2 separate regions of the Homo sapiens genome follow, and region 2 is linked to region 1. A link is an interaction called in ENCODE POLR2A ChIA-PET data of the cell type or tissue named here. Cell type or tissue: GM12878. All regions are shown on one strand. Each heading gives the region's core, and the rest is flanking DNA. Links, peaks and the distances in the headings are about the cores only.

Evidence for each region. ChIA-PET counts read pairs that join two places held together with the same protein. Peaks named below come from ENCODE experiments on the same cell type or tissue, not always from the same donor. Only the 100,000 strongest peaks of a DNase experiment are listed, where the experiment ranks them.
Region 2: POLR2A ChIA-PET joins it to region 1 with 7 read pairs; 1 of 35 experiments calls an interaction of 5 or more read pairs at or near these places.

What each region holds. Positions count from the first base shown.
Region 1 is chrX:149,119,975-149,122,892 of GRCh38, forward strand. No RefSeq gene overlaps it. Among named protein-coding and RNA genes, the nearest start is that of IDS, 380 kb to the right of the region's middle. In GM12878, for the core only: a CTCF peak has its summit at 707; a DNase peak (open chromatin) is centred at 1,688.
Region 2 is chrX:149,039,975-149,042,892 of GRCh38, forward strand. No RefSeq gene overlaps it. Among named protein-coding and RNA genes, the nearest start is that of IDS, 460 kb to the right of the region's middle. In GM12878, for the core only: no CTCF peak of the experiment used is centred there; a DNase peak (open chromatin) is centred at 1,109.

The sequences.
Region 1 (2,918 bases), core at 157-2,656:
GTTGAATTAGAAATTAATGAAAGGAGACAGAAACAACACTAAATTGGAACTCAAGAGACATTAGGTATCAAACCTTACTCAGTCTTTCACTCTAAGTATGACCTTAGACAACTCTGTTTTTCTCTCTGAGCCTCAACTTTTCCATCTTTAAAGAGAGGCATTAGACTAGGGGTACGTACAGCTCTAAGAATCTGCCTTTAAAGATTCATATTAATTGGCTTTTACTATCTATTCAAAGGCCAGTGACTCTTAGTGGTGAGTGAGAACTACATTCCCCAAGGTGGGGTGTCAGAATCTCAGAGTGTGTGGAATTTAAAAAAAAAGGCTTTTAATATTATAATTGTGTATTTCAAAAAGCGAGAAAAAACCCTATTGGTTTTTTATTGAAACTTTCAAATGCAAACTTACGGTAGCCCTCTAGACTCTTGAGAACAGAGAACATAAATGGAATTTTTATAGTTAATTTAGGGTGGGAGGAATAGCATACTATCCTTTGACCTAAAGTGTCCATAAGTTTTAAGAGGTAGAAAATGCTCTGCTTAGCTTGCAGGGGTGGCAGGCAGGGTTGGGGCAGGCGTCACAGACCCTGTGGCCACCGTTAAGAGTTTCTGGTGGGTTGCCTGCTGGGTGTCACTCCCTCCTCCTTCCTCCAGGTCCCTGTCTGTCTTGTGGGGAGGAAGCTTTTGCTGCAGTGCTCTCTCATGGCCACAGCAGCTTCCCTTTCTGATGGAGCTACTGATTGAATTACTGCCTGCTGCAAGCCAAGTGTATTATTTAACAGTCATTTACCTTGTTTCACTGTCTTCCTTTGTAGACAATTTAATCTTGGTTTTGATCTCCATGTTGTGCTTTTTCCCTTTTGGTCTCCTAACTTGTTGATTTCTGCAAGCATGCCCTTGCTGCCCATTCCTCCCTTGATTTCATCTCTCATTTCACCTAACCTGTCTCTCTTCCTGGGCACTCCTTCTCACTGTTTTTTATTTCCACTTTGCCAATTAGCACTTTGGTGTACACCCCCCTCCCAGCTTCATCCGTAGCTTTTGTCTATCTAGCATTTAGCCACACATATCTTTCTGTCATATTCTTGCAGATTACTAGACCTGATGCATCAATTTTCCCCCTTTTTGCCTGAGAAAATAGTTACTCGCTGAATGATTGTGCTTTTCAAGCCTCCCCTACTTGAAGCTCACAAATTATCATTGATCAAAGACTTTCATTAAGTGCATCATTAAGCAAACACTATTCTTTAACACACCTGCAACCCGTCTTTCCCAGAAGAAGAAAGCAGGGAGAAGACCAGGGCAATTCCATTGCTAAGTTCTTCCTATGAAGATAGCGTGAAGAGCAGCCCTTCATCTCCATGGGGCTGCTCTCGTCTCCACATGAGCACATAACTGGCAGTGACATAAATCAATTTTTTACGGATTAACACAGGCTTCCATGCAGAAGACAGGCAGGGCTCCTAGTGACTTGCATCTGAAGAATGCTCCTGATTTCTTTTCTTGCTCCCTTTAAAATAAAACAAATACAGAGGCTTGGAGTTGAAAGTCTCCTGAATGCTAGCAAAGCTCTGTTGAACGAAGCAAGTTGCCACGCACTGCTGAACTCTCTTTGCTCCCAGAAATGCCACTTGAGCCACCTTCCAAACCTCAGCCTCTGTGGCACCCCTTTGAAAAGGCATTGTTTCTATTTCAACTGCTAAATGTGGCCACTGACTCCTCATTTACCCCTTTGAAGCCCAGCAAAAAGGGGGAAATTGGAGGGAGGAAAGCACCTGGGAAAAGCCGCCCAAGAGCAAACATCAAAATGCCTACACCCTGCATGTGTTAGAAAAAAAAAAAATCAGTGAAACCCAGTGGGAGCCAATAGCATGTGTTTCTTATTCTTAAAACCCCAGCAGGCTTCACTCTACCCAGACCAACTTTTGAAATGTAAAGGAGAAAAAAAGAAAGAGGAGATGATTAACAAAGAAGAAAAGCCATGCTTAGATGATGATTTTATTTCCCAGATACGCCTTTCCTGCCTCATTAATATACTTCTGGAGTGGATGAAAGTACTTGGCATCCAAAGCAGGTAGTAATGGCCCATCAAGAGATACCATGTCAGCTTCCTTAATGCTTTATCAAAGGTTTATTGAAGAATTCAGTCATCTTACTACTCTCACTGGTTTTAAAGAGTTACATGAAGACAAATGAAATGCCCCTCTCCTTCATACATTTTCCCTCAACCATTTCTGACAATATCTTTCATGTATAAATCATTCTTCCCTGATAGCATTTGGCTGGGTCTATCATATTAACAATGGGACCAAGACAATGCCAAAGGTCTGGGTAAATGCTTTATGTTCATTTAAAGATGCAGAAATGTGTTCACAGCATATTAAACCCCAGAGAGCAGTGGGCTGTTGTTCATGCTATGTACAATATTACTGGTGCTGAAGCAACTTGGGCTTTGTAAAGTGGCAAATATATTATTAGAAGTCTGTATAGAGCTGTAGTTGAGACTATATTATTAGTAACAACAAAATGGAAAAGCTATCTCTCACCAGTGGTTTTATTGAAACCAAGCTTGAATGGCTTTTGCCAGCTTGTCTCTGTGTAGTAGTGGAAGCAGATTTATCCAGGTGCCCAAACTTGAGAGGTTCAATGTGCCAGACACTAGCAGTGGGTCTAGTCTCTTGTGTATGAAAGGCCAACCCATTCCACCCCATCATCATTCTGCCATTTCCTCTGGTTCCAGGCTTTGAACCATATTTGGACCCTTTCTCTGCCTCTCATCAGATGCTATTATGTCCCGTTGTTTCTCTGTCTTATAGAGTCTTCTACCTGCTTCAGCCTCTCTGGGGCTGCCCTTGCTTAGCACCTCATCACCTCTTGTTGGGATACTGTAATAATATCTCCAAGGGTCTGCATACCTGT
Region 2 (2,918 bases), core at 152-2,651, 80 kb before region 1:
GGGGCCAAATTTGCCCTTTTATAACAAACCCACTCCTGCAATAATGACATTAATCCATTAAAGAGGGTGGAGTCCTCATGGCCTAATCCACCTCTTAAAGGTTTCACTTCTTAATACTGTTACAATGGCAATTAAATCTCAACATGAGTCTTAGGACAAACATTCAAACCATAGCAGTCCCTCAAAGACTCAAATTACACTATATAGGAAATTCTGGTGTAAAGCCATATTCCCTATCCAAACAAACTTCTGTCTACCTATGAACTGAGGGCAACTAAGGTTAAGGTACAAAAAAGGAATCAGAAGTGGTTTTTTTTGTTTGTTTGCTTGTTTCTTTGTTTTTGAGATGGAGTCTCACTCTGTTGCCTAGGCTGGAGTGCAGTGGTGCTATCTTGGCTCACTGCAACCTCCACCTCCTGGGTTTCAAGTGATTCTCCTGCCTCAGCCTCCCAAGTGGCTGGGACTACAGACGTGTGCCACCACGCCCGGCTACCTTTTTGTATTTTTAGTAGGGGCGGGGTTTCACTGTGTTAGCCAGGATGGTCTCGATCTGCTGACCTCGTGATCTGCCCACCTCAGCCTCCCAAAGTGCTGGGATTACAGGTGTGAGCCACTGTGCCCGGCCAGAAGTGTTACTTTTGAAGTGAGTAATGGAAATGATTTAGAGTTTCAGCACTGGCACTATAATACTGAGATAATACGTGTGGAGTATATTAATAAATGAATAAATCATATTAATGGTTTTTCAGCAAAGATTTATGTTAAATGACCCAATACCTAAACAAACAAAAAAGCACATTGGTAAGAAGAGATTTTCACTTTCATTTTGTGGGACCCAGAGCTCAGGAAACAGAGAATAATTATATTGTTTTCCAAACCTCTGCTATGCCCTGAAATGGAAGTTGGAGAAGAACGGAGAACTCAGTAATAGGGAAGCATGATGCTTTGGGCACCTGGATAGTGTGTATCCAATGCAGTAAAGGTGGAAATTGGCTTTTGTCTGTCAAACCAGAAGAGGCCCTTGCAGACTCTTTCTTCCCCACTGGGCCATTGAACATGAAGTTATGAAATGACTGCAGCCCTCCCAGGATCTTGCATCTGGCCAGAAACCCACTGAAAGCCTTGTCTTAATGCTATTTCCTAGGGAAGTACCTTTACAGGCAACTCAGCCCAGCCCTACACTATTAGCTTCAGATGATCTGGGCAACGCAGATTTATCATCCTTAATCTAGTGGTTTAGTCTGATTCCCAGGAAAGAGCTTTGAATCCTGGTTTCAGTAAACATCTTCTCTCTAATCTGTAAGCTATTTATCAAATATGAATGCGCTTTTTGAAATGAGTAACTCATTTCCCTAGCGGTTTTGTTCCGAAAATAATTGAAAGTGACAATACAAAGAATTACACATAGAGTTGAATCATCATAAAGTAAATATAAAGTTGGAACTGCCCTTGGAGGCTCACTGTCTTGTGCATCTTCCTCTCTGAGGAGGCACAGACACTTCCATAGGCAGATCTATGTTCCATTATTGATTAGCTTTTAGACTCTTGTTACATATTATATTAGAATGGTTCTGTGAATAAAGAATGAATAGTCCACCCATACGTATAAACATTTTATGAAAGAGCTTCTAACTTTTTTAAAAGAAACCTCATTTGGGCAAAATTTGAGAAAATAACAGAAGCCATTAAACCCATCTTCTAGGTGACTTCTTACATTTCTATTCTGTTCTTTTCAGAAGGAAGCCAAAGATCACATTTACCCAATTTGGCCTGTAGGTGCACGAGTGTGTGTGTGTGTGTGTGTGTGTGTGTGTGTGTGTGTGTGTGTCTGTGTGCATGTCTGTGTATATGTACCCACCACTTTGAGCAACAATTTGAAACTAAGGCATTAGATGACATTCTAAAGGAGAAAAAATGATGTATGAGACTATTCTTTCTTTAAGATTAGCCATTAAAAGTATAAGGTTGATGTTTAAAGGGGGATTCAAGTTCAAATATTCTCGAGTTTAGCCAAAAACATCTGGCAGCACACTCTTACTACTGCTTCCTCTCCCTCTCCTGCTCTCCCTGAATTTTCCTTTCTTTTTTATGTAAGTGCAACTGCCTCAAAAACTGTATGGGTAAGGGACCAGTGAACCTTGGAAAGTTATGTTGGTTGCCAAAAACAAACCACTGAATGTGGGTCAGTTTATCCAGAGCACTATTTTGGCATTACCCCAACTACAAAATCCTGGTTGCTACACTTACCTCCACTTTACTCATTCTAGAATTTATTCCCACTGGTTATAGCGGCACAGAATATAGCCCTTCAGGCTGCCATTGTTGTCCTCCAATAGAGAAAATAACCTTCCTGACCAGGCACTTGTTGATCAATATCTGAGCTTGTATATGTTTTATATTGTTACTGTAACAAACTACTACACACTTAGAGGCTTAAAACAACAGAAATTTATTGTCTTACAGTTGTGGGGATCAAAAGTGAGACATGGGTATAACAAGTCTAAAGTCATTGTGTTAGTTAGCAGGGCTGTTTCCTTTCTGGAGGGAGACTCTGCTTCCTTACCATTTCCAGCTTCTAGAGACATTCCTTGACTCATGGCCTCTTTTTCCATCTTCAAAGTCAATAGTGTCACCTTTCTCTTACCCTTCTTCCATTGTGACCTTGCTTTCTGATTATGGTCAGGAAAGTTTATTCACTTTTAAAGACTCATGTGATTAAAATGAGGGTCCACCTGGATAATCCAGTACAATCTTCCCATTTCAATGTCATTCACTTTAATCCCATTTGCAAAGTTAACATAGCCATGTAAGGTAATAGGTTCTGGATTTAGGACATAGATATCTGTGGGGGCCATTACTCTGCCTTCTGCAGAGCTCCATCATTTTTTTTCCTTGTGATGGTGGTAATACTAGGAGAA